Regions from separate parts of the Homo sapiens genome. Here region 1 is linked to region 2. A link is a contact called in ENCODE Hi-C or POLR2A ChIA-PET data. All regions are on one chromosome and are shown on one strand. Each heading gives the region's core, a stretch centred on a gene start or an enhancer-like site at or near the end of the contact. The rest is flanking DNA. Distances are from core to core; before and after follow the strand shown. Region 1 overlaps OTOGL (otogelin like). Region 2 has its middle 47 kb from the start of OTOGL.

Region 1 (6,672 bases), core at 996-3,495, 220 kb after region 2:
GGCAAACTTTAGTAGCAGGACTTTAATATCTCAGCACTCACAAATTTCTCAATTTACACACGAAGTAAAGCCCTTTGTCTTATATATAGTGTTAAATGATATATCAGTTATGTTTCTCTGAATTGCATTCAGTGATTTTTCTTGTGACTAAAACAACACAGTTTGTGAGTTGTATTTTAGAAAACAAAATTTGGAGCTATGCAAAACTTCATGTCTAAGCAGCTTTTGCCATTTGTGTAATAGGATTGCATGCAGTCTTGTAGAATAATGCAGACCTTAGAGTGTACCTTACAATGACCAATGGAGAGCACAAGGTCAGCTTGAATTTTAGTGGTTTTTGAAAAAAATTGTATCCTATTTACTTTACTTTTTCTTCGTATAGATTCCACTGCCGTTGTCATTATAGGGGCAGTGTTTATCAACCTGGAGAGCTCATCCCCACACCCTCGGGCTTATGGTAGGTTTCAATGATGGGGATTGTGTTTGACAAATGATGTATGTTCTAATATAATTCTTTCTTTTATATATATATATATATTTTTTTATTATACTTTAAGTTCTAGGGTATATGTGTACAACGTGCAGGTTTGTTACGTATGTATACATGTGTGCCATGTTGGTGTGCTGCACCCATTAACTCGTCATTTACATTACATTGAGTATATCTCCTAATGCTATCCCTCCCCCCTCCCCCCACCCCACAACAGGCCCCGGTGTATGATGTTCCCCTTCCTGTGTCCAAGTGTTCTCATTGTTCAATTCCCACTTATGAGTGAGAACATGCAGTGTTTGGTTTTTTTAACCCAAACTGTAAGTTGAAATATGACTTCTGTAATTAAAAAATAAAGATAACAATGTAATCTTTAAATATATTATAATCATGTGATTGTATATATATGTACAAACACATATATACATAATACATGCATATATGACATTTCAAAGTGAAATAACCAAGTTTTGTACTCATAACTGCAGAAAGGAGTTATGAATTTAAGTACCTCACAGTGAAATGAAAGTCCTTTGATCATTTTTTGTTATTAGATAGAAGTTAGGGGTGAAGTACGTGTTTAAATACAACAGTATTACTGAATAGGCTCAAAAAAAAAAGCAATTTCAAAATAGATTTGAAAAATGTCCTGCACAGTAGTAAGTGTGCCTCCTCCCCAGGCCCATCAATACTAGAAAGATAACACTTAATCATAGGATAACACTCATTCTGGTTATAAATTTTCTGTTGAAAATCTAGGCACGTCCATGCAGCAGTCCATACTTACATATAATTCCTAACCTCCCCTTTTTAGTTGCCCCATAGGTACCAACAGATAATAATAGACAGTAGATAATAACAATAATAATCATTTCTAACCATTACTGTGTACCTTGTTTTGTGCTGGCACCATTCTAAGTGTTTAATATCTATTATTAAAATACTTACTCATCACCATAACCCTAAGAGATAGGCAATGTTGTTTTATCCTGATTTACAGGTGAGGAAAATGGGATACAGGTGGCTAAGGAACCTGATACTAAAGCTGGGAGTTAGTCCCAGGCAACCTGGCTCGGCAGTGCTTGTCTCCTGCCTACTTTGCTCTGCAGCTGATTTTTGTATTCACAGCAGAATATTGATTATGCTCAATTTACCTTTGTCTTTATCTCCACCTTTTTTCCTATCCACATCAAGACACAGTGGCAACTAGCTCTTGGATCTTTCTGTGGTACGCAGTACTATTATTCACACAGTTTCCCAAGCCAGAGCTCCAGGAATCATTTTCGACTCTTTCCTCTTGCTCAAAACACCTAATCAGTAAATACCCAGCAACTTTGGATTTTACTTGATTTTACTTTCTACGCGTAGTCAAAAGCCATTTCTTCCTTTCCATCATCACTGCTTTAGCAATCAGTGTGTCTCATTTTCTCTTCCCTGGACCTTCCTCTCTGGTGTTCTTGCCTCTAGTTTTTCCCCTCTTTCATTCTGCCGAGGTGTCCTGTCTTTTTGGATTTAACATGATTAATGTATGTAAACTTAGCAAAAAAAAAAAAAAGTAACCATCCCTCCTCAATGAAAAAAAATCAAAATTCACTTAATATAGTGACTTTGTTAGCCATTCCTTTTTAAAAGCCTTTGTCCCAGAATAAGTATGATATGGAAGACCTGGATATGTGATCTGAGACCTGTCTGTCTCAGTTCCTCTGTGCTATTCAAAGTGTGAGCAAATTCAATCAGAAGTGACTCACTCAGTGGTGAATCACACCTCTGAGTGTTATTCTAGTGTTCAACTATGCATTGCATATTTTTTATGTGATGTGGACTGTATATGTGATTCAGCTTCTTCATCTGGGCTTAAATATAGAACATATGATCTGGTCCAAAGCTGAAAGAAAAACTGTATTGGAGTTATTGAGAACTAATGTGTTGTTTTCCATCATGTTATCTTCTTCAGGGATTTTCAAGGCTAATTTTTCCTATATGTGGCTCTTGCCTTATACTCTGACTTTAGAATGTAAGTTGCAAGGAAGCTGTGACTCCACCCTATCTTCAATGCTGCTGCCAAAATGATTCAAAGCAACCATATCACTTTTCTGCTTAGGTCTTCAATGGCTCACCTCAGGGGTAAAATCTTAGCATCTTCTAGGAGCTAGCCTCTGCCTCTTTTGGCATTCTCACAGCCTGTCCCTTCCTGCATTGCACTTTGCTATGTAGAATGCTGCTTTACTTCTTCATGGTTTATGTGTTTCCACTGAGTGTTATAGCCTTCCTACCTTAGGTGTGCCATAACCTCCATCCACTCTTCAAAACTGTTCAGACTTTACTTCCTTTGATTCCCTGATGTTGGTTGCCAACAGATTTTAAAAACATTTTTTCTTTGTTTTACTTCTATCTCTTAACATATTTCTATGTTGCATGTGTCACACTGCATACATTATTTATTTGTGTGTCTTCCCCTTCTGTGAGACAAATTATGGTAAGAACTATGAATTTTGATGTTCATGTCTCCCATGCCTATCCCAATGCTCCACACTTATAGGTGTTTGATAAAAAGTGTTGTGTTGAAATAGCGTTCCTGAAATTGGACCTAACCCAACAGCTTGTAAAAACTTCTGTGGGAAAAATAACATTTGTATAATGTACTCAATCAATTCTTGTACGTTAGATTGTTGTCGAAATTCAGGGAAAAAAAAAAAAACAACAGATTTGGTTCCATAAATTAACTATTTATTTACTTCTAGCCAGTGTTCAAATGGGACTGTGAAATGTGATGAATTAGCAACGCCCTCTGCTGGTAAGATCTTAAAAGATGTTTTCCTGAATGAGGGTTCAGCTCTGATACCACCTCCACTCCTGGCAGAAGTCATCAATCACCTCTTCTTCCCAATGTGCATGGCTATAGCCTTGGGAATGTTCTTCAACATGGTGTTCCAGTGCTTCTTAACTTTTTCCACATTGAAAATTATAATATTTTTAGGACAGTCTGGGTTGAACATATAAGTCAGCTCAGGGGCGGAGCAGGTCAACCCAGGGATGCTGCCTAGATGCTGCCTACCACAGGACCACCTCAGGCATCCCAAGGACTTTAGGGATATGTATCTAGGCAAGTGTTGTAACCCATTTGTGGGACAGAAATTGGGAAAATCTATTTTAGACCTTCACTTCTCAGATTTTAGTGTGCACATATGGGGATCTTGTTAAAATGCAGATTCTGATTCATTAGGTCAGGGGTGATACCTGAAATTCTACATTTCTATCAGTGACCAAGATAACATTAATACTTCTGGTTCCTGGGCTGCATTATGAGTAGCATGGCTCTGGGACTAGTAGCAATAAATTTAACAATGCATGTAAAATGACATCCACTGTTATCCCTTCAGAATGTCATTTTAAATACCTTTCCTAAGATCTTATGTATTAGGACCATATATATTATTTATTTTCATCATATAAAGAGCCTCAAATTCTCAGTTACTATGGGCAAATTCTAGGCACATAATAAACAATACTTGCTTTCATAGATTTTAATGGGCAGGAAGAGTGTAGGCTAATAAAAGTAATTGTAAGCTATTATTGCTTTGTTATGTATTTGAATGGCCTGGTATATATTATTATTAAAGAGCTTTGAATTACATGCCCTGAATTTACTTTACAAGGATTCAGACAAGCCTAGGGCTTCTTTACAAGACATGTTTATGGACCACACACATTCGGTAGCTACAGGGCCATCCTGACTCTGCCCCATTTCTTTCAGGGTGACTCGCCCCCATTTGATTCAATGAAGGGAAGCCCAGGTGGCTAGCCTTCTCACAGAGGAACCCACGGGATTTTATCCCTTTGGCCCCACTTGAGGCAATTTATTTGATCTCTAAGAGCCCAAAAGCTTTCTGGAAGAATATGGAGCCCCTGTCCTGACTATAGTTATGTCTACTTCTGCACTTCTGTGGTATAGTGAGAACTGATATAAACAATGACTTGAGGTGAAGCAAGATTTAGAATAATCGTGTGTTCATTGTAGCTTTGTAAAAGCCACAATGCTTTTACATTATGCTTAAAAATTGATAACATATGCTGAAAAATTGATAATATATGTATGAATTAATAAAAATATCTTGTTTTTTGACTTCAGAAAATTATATTCTAGTTAGTTACTGTCTTATGGAAGGCAGCTAACATTCTCAAACTCAAAATAGGTTTAGAATAAACCTATTTTATGAATTTTGGTGTTCATATCTCCCATGCCATGACAAAAAGTTAAGGACATTTTGTCTGTGCTTATATCTGAAGTTCACATCTGCCCAGAGGGAAAAGAGTATTTCGACTGCAGGTTTCCTGACCCTGAATTACCAGCTGGTGGTGTTAATTGTGAGACTACATGTGCAAACCTAGCCATGAACTTCACCTGCACCCCATCCTCACCCTGTATAAGTGGCTGTGTTTGTGCTCCAGGGTAAGCCTCTTCTTCATAATACAGAACATTCAGGATTTGCCTGAAAGCACAATATCTCCTGAAAACATTCTTTATAGAAATAGCCAGAATTGTTGTTCTGACTAGTGGTTAACTGGGTTGGTAGCTAGAAGACTATTGTGATTGTTTTGCTTGGCTCATGTGACATTGTGAAATATTATTAATGTAATACACTGAATTGAGGAGAAAACTCATTTCTGGATGAAGCTGGAATTTCTCCCCTGATGAAACTGCAATTTTGAGAAAGTGACACAATTAATCACTCTTCATTCAAAACACTCTTCAAGTGCATTTTTAAATATTCTGTTGTGCAGTTACTGGTATTGATGTGAAGTTGTAATAGTGATGCCAACTGTTTTATCTTAAAGAAAATAGTGTATTGAGGCTACAAAGGGCAGTGGGTAAGAGTGGGAGCTCTGGCATCAGACACACCACTGCTCAAATCCCAGCCCTGACACTGTTAGTGGAGTGATTTTTCTGCAAGTTCTTTTTAAGCCTCAATTAGGCATTGTGATGTGTGTGTGTGTGTGTGTGTGTGTGTGTGTGTGTGTGTGTGTGTGTATTTAAAAATATGAGCCACTATTTTGTGGCAGCATATATTCTACTCCTATCTTCATAAATATTCTTCCATTGCAGAAATGCCTAGTGCACGTGAAAGACAAACACAGAATCTTGTGGCTATTGGCTTCCTCACAGGCACACATATAATCTGGCCTCCCTGGCCCTCCCTCTTCTGGTAATGAAATAGAGGCTGTGCAGAGGGAGTGCCATCTAAGGCAAACAGGTCACCCATTCTTCCTCAATGAACATGTTCACACAAAGGGATTCCTGGGATCAGCTCATATAAACCAGGGGCAAAGAAGAGCGAGGTCTTGTGGTTTGTTTCCCAGGAGAATCGCATTTGTCTAAATGGCCCCCATCTGGAATAGGTTGAAGAGCCAAGTAACTTGGAACTGGCATTAATCTCTTTAGAAAGAAAGGACATAGGAGGCAGAGACAAGAAGGTCACAAAAGAACAAGTGCCTGTGGCTGGGAAAATAAAGACAGGTAGAAATAAGGCCATAGAGCAGATAAGCAAGAAAGACATTTTAGTAAAAAGGAGAAGGGAAATAGAATAATTAAAACCCACAACATTGCTTGATTTATTTGATTTGATTGTGACTCTTAGGAATGCATGGCTAATTAAAGCCATATCCTAATTTTGTTTTATATGCTGTGCTTGAGCTATTATCTTTTAAAATATATTTACTGTCACCTTTGATATTTAGTTGGACAGTGATTTATTTACTGGCTAAATCTCATTACAAAACGTTAAGGAGATTTCCTCCTACCTTCTCTGACTGTATTGAAATAAATGTGGGTGGAATTGACTTAGAGGCCTCTGACAGATTTGGAAATATTTTATTAAGATAGCCTTCTCCTACAATATTGTTTATGGTAATGTGATTTGCCCTGTCTTCTATGTGACCTTGTCTGGCTCATTTTGGCAAAATAGTCCAGTGTGACTTGTTTCATGTGGCTCCTAACAGTGCCAGCAGTTTATTGACTGTAAAAGGACCACATAACCCTAATTGAGAAATCACTGTGGATTGAAGAAATGGAGAATAGTATAGAGGAAAAGTCAGATGGAAATGGCTTCTATGCTGGCCCTCCTTATAAGCCGAAGTACCTCATGGCAAGTTACTTAACCACTTGAAATCTCAAGTTTCTCTTT
Region 2 (5,974 bases), core at 2,286-4,785:
AAAATTAGCTGGGCATGGTGGCAGGCACCTGTAATCCCATCTACTCGGGAGGCTAAGGCAGGAGAATCGCTTGTACCTGGGAGGCAGAAGTTGCGGTGAGCCGAGATTGTGCCATTGCACTCCAGCCTGGGCAACAAGAGCGAAACTCCGTCTCAAAACAAAACAAAACAGGAATTCCCTAGGGCTCAATTCTTGGGTCTCTTTTCCTGTTTATTGATTGTGCTTGGATCTCTTTTATTTGCCTCCCCATATTTTCTTTCTCCCCTCCTCTTCTTTGGTTTGTGCTCTAAGAGGTGATTCAAGCACACCATATCAACAGCTTCTTTGCCCTTGACTTTCTGTTGGAGCTTAGGAGGAGAGTGGGATAGAGTATTGCTTCCTCTAGCCTCCTTACTGCTGGGTTGCCTCCCTTGACTAAAGGTTACAGCTCTTGTCAAGGGGAGCATCTCTATTCAGCTACCTTCTCTGGGTTTCTGGTAATTCCTCCTTCCCCTGGACCCATTAGGCTGCCTGGTGTTGGGGTAATACATCATCCTTTATTCTTTATCGAAATTCTGCCACACTATTTAAATAGACCCTTTGTTAAAGTCTTCTCAGATTGTGTGATTGGAGTGTGCTACTTGGACTTACTCGTAAATATACATGCTCTCCCTTTCTGATCTTGTTTAGTCTCATGGATTTAAATTCCATTAATCTACTGATGACCTCTACATTTTTTCCCATAACCTGGACCTCTCCCTTGGGATTCCTACTTGAAATTTCCACTTGGATATATTCTATATACCACAAACTTCACAAGCCCACATCTTCAACTCTGATTCTTATCCAACTTCCAACCTCAAACCTTACTCTTTTTCATACTTTCCAATCTCAGAAAATGGCAATATCAGTCTTCCAGCTACAGAGGCCAAAGAGTCTGGAGTTGTAGCCAAGCGTGGTAGCACTTGCCTGTAGTCCCAGCTACTTGGGAGGCTGAGGTGGAGAATTGCTAGAGCCTAGGAGTTTGAAGCTGTAGTGTGCAATGATTCAGCCTCAACAGCCACTACACTTCGGCATGGGCAACCTATAAAGACGCCATCTCTCTTTTTTAATGATTATTCATAGGCTGATTTTTAATCGATACACAATATTTGTAAATATTTGTAGGGTTCATGTAATATTTTGTTACATGCATAGGGTGTGTAATGATGAAGTCAAAGTGTTTAGGATATCCATCACCTCATGTGTTAATCATTTCTATGTGTTAGGAACATTTTAAGTCCTCTCTTGTAGTTATATTGAATCTTGTAGTTATATTGAAGTATATAATACATTGCTTTTAACTATAACTACTCTACCATAGAACATTAGATTTTATTGATTCTATCTAATTGTATGTTTATACCCATTAATCAGTCTCTTATCCTCCCCAACCCTTACAAGCCCTTCCCTACCTCTGGTAACTATCACTCTTCTCTGCCTCCATAAGATCAATTGTTTTAACTCCCACAGATGAGTGAGAACATGTAATAGTTGTCTTTCTGTGCTTGGCTTATTTCACTCAACATAATGATCTTCAGTTCCATCCATGTTGCAGCAAATGGCAGGATTTCATTTTTGTTAATGGCTGACTAGTATTTCATTGTGTGTATGTGTGTGTGTGTGTTTATCACAATTTCTGCATCCATTCTGTTTCTGGACACTTAGGTTGATTACATATTTTGCTATTGTGAATAGTGCTACAACAAACATGAAGGTACAGGTATTCCTTTGAGATATTGATTTCTTTTCCTTTGGATAAATACCCAGTAGAGGGGATTGCTGGATCATATCGTGGTTCTGTTTTTAGGTTTTTTTTTATTATAAATTTCCATATTGTTTTCCATAGAGACTGTACTACTTTACATTCCCACCAAAAGTGTGTAACAGATCCCTTTTCTCTGCATCCTAATCAGCATTGTTATTTCTTGTCTTTTTGATAATAGCCATTCTAACTGGGGTAAGATAATATCTCATTGTGGCGTTGATTTGCATTTCCCTAATGACTAGTGACATTCAGCATGTTTTCATGTATATGTTGGCCATTTGTATATCTTTTGAGAAATGTCTATTCATGTTCTTTGCTCATTTTTCAAGGGGATTATTTGTTTTTGTTTCTATTTTTTGCTTTTGGGTTGAGTTCCTTGTTTAATCTAGATACTAGCATCTTGTGAGATGAGTAGTTTGGGAATATTTTCTGTCATTCAATAGGTGGCCTCGTTACTCTGTTAATTGTTCACTTTTGCCCTGCAGGAGCTTTTTAGTTTAATACAGTCCCATTTGCCTGTTATTGGTTTTGTTGCCTGTGCTTTTGAGGTTATTACCCATAAAATCTTTGCCTAGATTAAAGTCCTGGAGTGTTTACCCTATGTCTTCTTCTAGTAGTTTTATAGTTTTTATAGTTCTCTTTAAAAAAATCTGGGATAATTTCTGACTCCCCTCTTTCTTTCACACTATCCTTCTGATCCAACAACAATCCTCTTGTCTCTGTCTTCAACATAACTTCAGACCATAACAACGTTTCCCCACCTCCACTGCTTCCCTCCTGGTCCAAGCCCTCATCATCTCTGGTCTGGATTGCTTAAATAGGCTTTTAATTTGTCTCCTTGCCTCTTTCCGTGCTCCTTGTCCTTCACTCCAGTCCTTTCTCACCAAGGCTGTCCTAGTTATCTTTTTAATACATTAGTTATATTATGTTTCTCTTCACCTCTAACCCCCACAGTGGTCTCTCATCTCACTGGGAATAAAAAGTCACAAACATGGAAATGGCTTTGAAGGTTCTATGTGATCTGGCCTTCTGCTCCAATTCTAACTTTTGCTCCTACCACTCTTCTTACTCACTCCTCTCATCACACTCATCTCCTTGCTATTCCTTGAGCCTACCCTGCATGTCTCTACCTTAAAGCCTTTGAACTTCCTGTGCCATCTGCCTGGGACACTTGTCTCCCATGTCATTATAACTGGCTCCCTTAAATATCACATTCTCACTAGGTCTTCTCTAGCTCTCTTTATAAAACAGCATCCTTCCTTCCCTCTTTGATGTTTTTCTTCCCCTTTACCTTAGCTTATTTTCTCTTCCTAGCAGTTCCACCCTCAGACATTATGTATTCACTTGTTTATTTGTGATCTGTTTCCCACACTGGCCCCTCTCCCTCAACTAAAGTGTAAACTCAATAGGATAGGGACTTCGTTTTGTGCACTCATTTTTCTCCAGCACCCAGAACACTGCCCAGCATTTAGTAGCTGCTCAAGAAATAGTTGTTGAATACATGATTGAGTAGATGAATGAAAAGTTATGATTAAGGTATTATCCTACAAGTTGGGTAAGCGATATCTAGAAAATCTGTAGAGTTGTTCTAGGGCTCCTGATCTATATTTGGAAATCGTGGTCCTTGTTTCAAGGCAGTGTCTTTTTTCTCCCACTTTCTCAGGTCCAATGAGTCCCAGTAAGCCACAGTTCCTAACAGCAAGTGAACTGTTTTTTAAACTGCCTACGTGTTTTTGGAAGTCCCAACCCAGCTGCAGCTTCAGGCAGAGTGCCCAGTTCTGGCCAGTCATCTCTCTGAGCCTTGCTCACTGCGTTGGCTTTCTGTTCTTTTTCTGGTCCATGGAGATGTTTATCTTGATTTTGTACCCAGCTAATGTCATAATGCTTTTATCTTTTTATATATTTCCAATCATGGCTGAATGTTTAGAACAGAGGGGTGTGGTAATTTACGAACTCACTAAACCATCTTGATTAGAAGTCCCCACACATTTCCAAATAATGTTTGAAATGTGGCCAAATTTAAAATCCAGGAGACAGTACATAAAAATTCAGATTTACTGTTTATCTTGAAAATTTGTATATTTGGCAACACTAAGCCAGCATTTCTGTATGTGACAACTGACTGGAGGTGAGTACTTGCTAAGACGCTTCAATGGGTCATGCAGTCTACAAGCTGCCAAGTCCTCCCCACTGAACATTTTGTTAAATTTGACAGAAATGACTTCACTCCTTTGCTTTATCTGCCTAACCCTTGTAGGTATTTTAATTTGTGATCCCTATTTTGAGAACGGTCTGAGCAAAAGCATCAGGTAATTTATTAAGAGGTTAGAAAATGAAAACACCAAAACCGAAAACAAAGCCCTTATTTTGAATAATATATGGGGATGGAGGAGAGAGAGAGAGAGAAAGAGCATATTTTATACTTTTTCTCTCTTTAGTGCAAGTTTTTAATTCTAGCTCCGTAGTCACAAAGTTTCCAAACCTGCCAAACTGCAACTTTTCCCTTTTAGGTGAGACATACCATTAAGGACTTTTCCCCCCATGAAAATGGCATATAAAACTTTCTATCAGTGAGTGCCCTGGAATCCAGTGATGCCATTACACAACTGAGAATATAATGTGTCTACTCTTCTGTCAAGGTAAGATTTCTCTAATTTATCAAGAAAGAACTAACTCATTTGATACCGACAAGCTTTTCTTCTGAAATTGAACTGAGTAGTTAAGAGAATCAGATTTTTTTACTCATGCAAGAATCTGTGTAATCATCTCCTCTTACCCATCTATCACAGATACTCTTCCCAGAACAACCTGTGGTCAGTTTGAGGAATTCTTACACCTCTTGAAGTCTAAATGTCTGATTTATCTGAATAGTGACTTCCATTAAAAAACGTACAGGCTTCCCAGCTACTCCGGAGGCTGAGACCGGAGAATGGAGTGAACCCGGGAGGCGGAGCTTGCAGTGAGCCGAGATCGCGCCACTGCACTCCAGCCTGGGCGACAGAGCAAGACTCCGTCTCAAAAAAAAAAAAAAAAAAAAATGTACAGGCTTTGCAAGAGTACGCATGGAATGGGCATTTGCCTAGTTTGTGTGACTTGTGGAGCATCAGGAAAACCTATTGCTCTCTATGTTTGCCTTGCTAGTGGGTCATGGTGCGGAGAGCAACCATGTTTCTTATTTATTCAGGTTAATGCAATGAAACTATTATTGAATGGCAAGTAAATCCTCATATGTTTGTGCCATTTGTCACTTCATTATAGATTTTAGATTTGAAAGGGCCATTTATACAATGCTGCTTCCTGAATACTTCGCCAGAAAACTTATTACACTATGACTTACTACTTATATATACTTATTACTTAACTGTGTCTAGGTAAGGGGGCTTATTGGTGGTCCAGAAAGTTCCATTTTTGAAGGTGTGGTTATAGCCTGTTTTTCTATTCAATTGTTATTTCTCTCCCATAAAAAGTTAGGACTTTTTCTTCAAAACAAACATTTACTATTATTTAGTTACTACATTTCCAAGAAAAATTCATTATATGGGCCGAGATTGAAAGAATATCAAACATCAGGCATGATTAACGTTTAACAGTAAAATTAGATATTATTATCTTGGTTTAATATAACCTTACTTTTTCTCCTAAATTTGAGTTGGATCAATTCACCTTGAGTTACAAATATTGTTTTCATTTATTGTTTTGTTGTTGCTTGAATATTAACACCAATGATTTGTTTCACTCAGAATTTCGTCTCTTTTCAAAAGAGAAAATCTTTGGCTGCTTACTTGGGAAATGGAAGTCAAGTTACAATTTCTTGAGAAGGTTTGGTTCATAGTAAGTGACAGAAAAATGGATTTTTTGTGGGCCCATGTATATCACCTTACCCAGAGGTGAGATAATTCCTTCTGAGCCATCTAGATTTGAGTTTTTCTTAAGTCAGAGCAGGGTCTTTCTTTCTAGAAGTTCCAACAGTTTTCACTGCTCCTCCTTACTGTTCACATATGCCTAAAACTCAAAATGCTCATTTTGTTTTAATCACCTTACGGATTGGCCTACCCTCCCTGTTGGGCTCCTGAGATGTGTTGGAAGTTCATCTTAAAATCCTAATTTCAGTTGAATTATTCTTAAAAATGAGTCTACCCTTTTTTGAGTCCGTAGTAACAGGGTAAATTATTGCTATCACTATTACTG

Evidence for each region. A loop is a pair of places that touch in the nucleus more often than their neighbours do. ChIA-PET counts read pairs that join two places held with the same protein, here RNA polymerase II (POLR2A). Pooled maps may share reads with other maps.
Region 1: a loop to region 2 is called in a map of CD8-positive, alpha-beta T cell, with 33 times the contacts of the local background. The contact joins two enhancer-like sites. A Hi-C loop is called at or near these places in 8 of 168 maps with a recorded cell type or tissue (CD4-positive, alpha-beta T cell, CD4-positive, alpha-beta memory T cell, CD8-positive, alpha-beta T cell and 2 more), 2 of 37 single-sample maps with no recorded cell type and 13 of 50 pooled maps. POLR2A ChIA-PET finds 5 or more read pairs at or near these places in 2 of 52 experiments (WTC11 and activated CD4-positive, alpha-beta T cell).

What each region holds. Positions count from the first base shown.
Region 1 is chr12:80,266,871-80,273,542 of GRCh38, forward strand. It overlaps OTOGL (otogelin like), which reads left to right. Exons shown (of 59, transcript NM_001378609.3): 22 at 383-457; 23 at 3,232-3,284; 24 at 4,778-4,940. Among named protein-coding and RNA genes, the nearest start is that of OTOGL, 170 kb to the left of the region's middle. Within about 2 kb of position 2,246, at least 2 of the 41 ENCODE cell types and tissues checked have a DNase peak (open chromatin) inside an H3K27ac peak, as active enhancers do.
Region 2 is chr12:80,049,661-80,055,634 of GRCh38, forward strand. No RefSeq gene overlaps it. Among named protein-coding and RNA genes, the nearest start is that of OTOGL, 47 kb to the right of the region's middle. Within about 2 kb of position 3,536, at least 8 of the 41 ENCODE cell types and tissues checked have a DNase peak (open chromatin) inside an H3K27ac peak, as active enhancers do.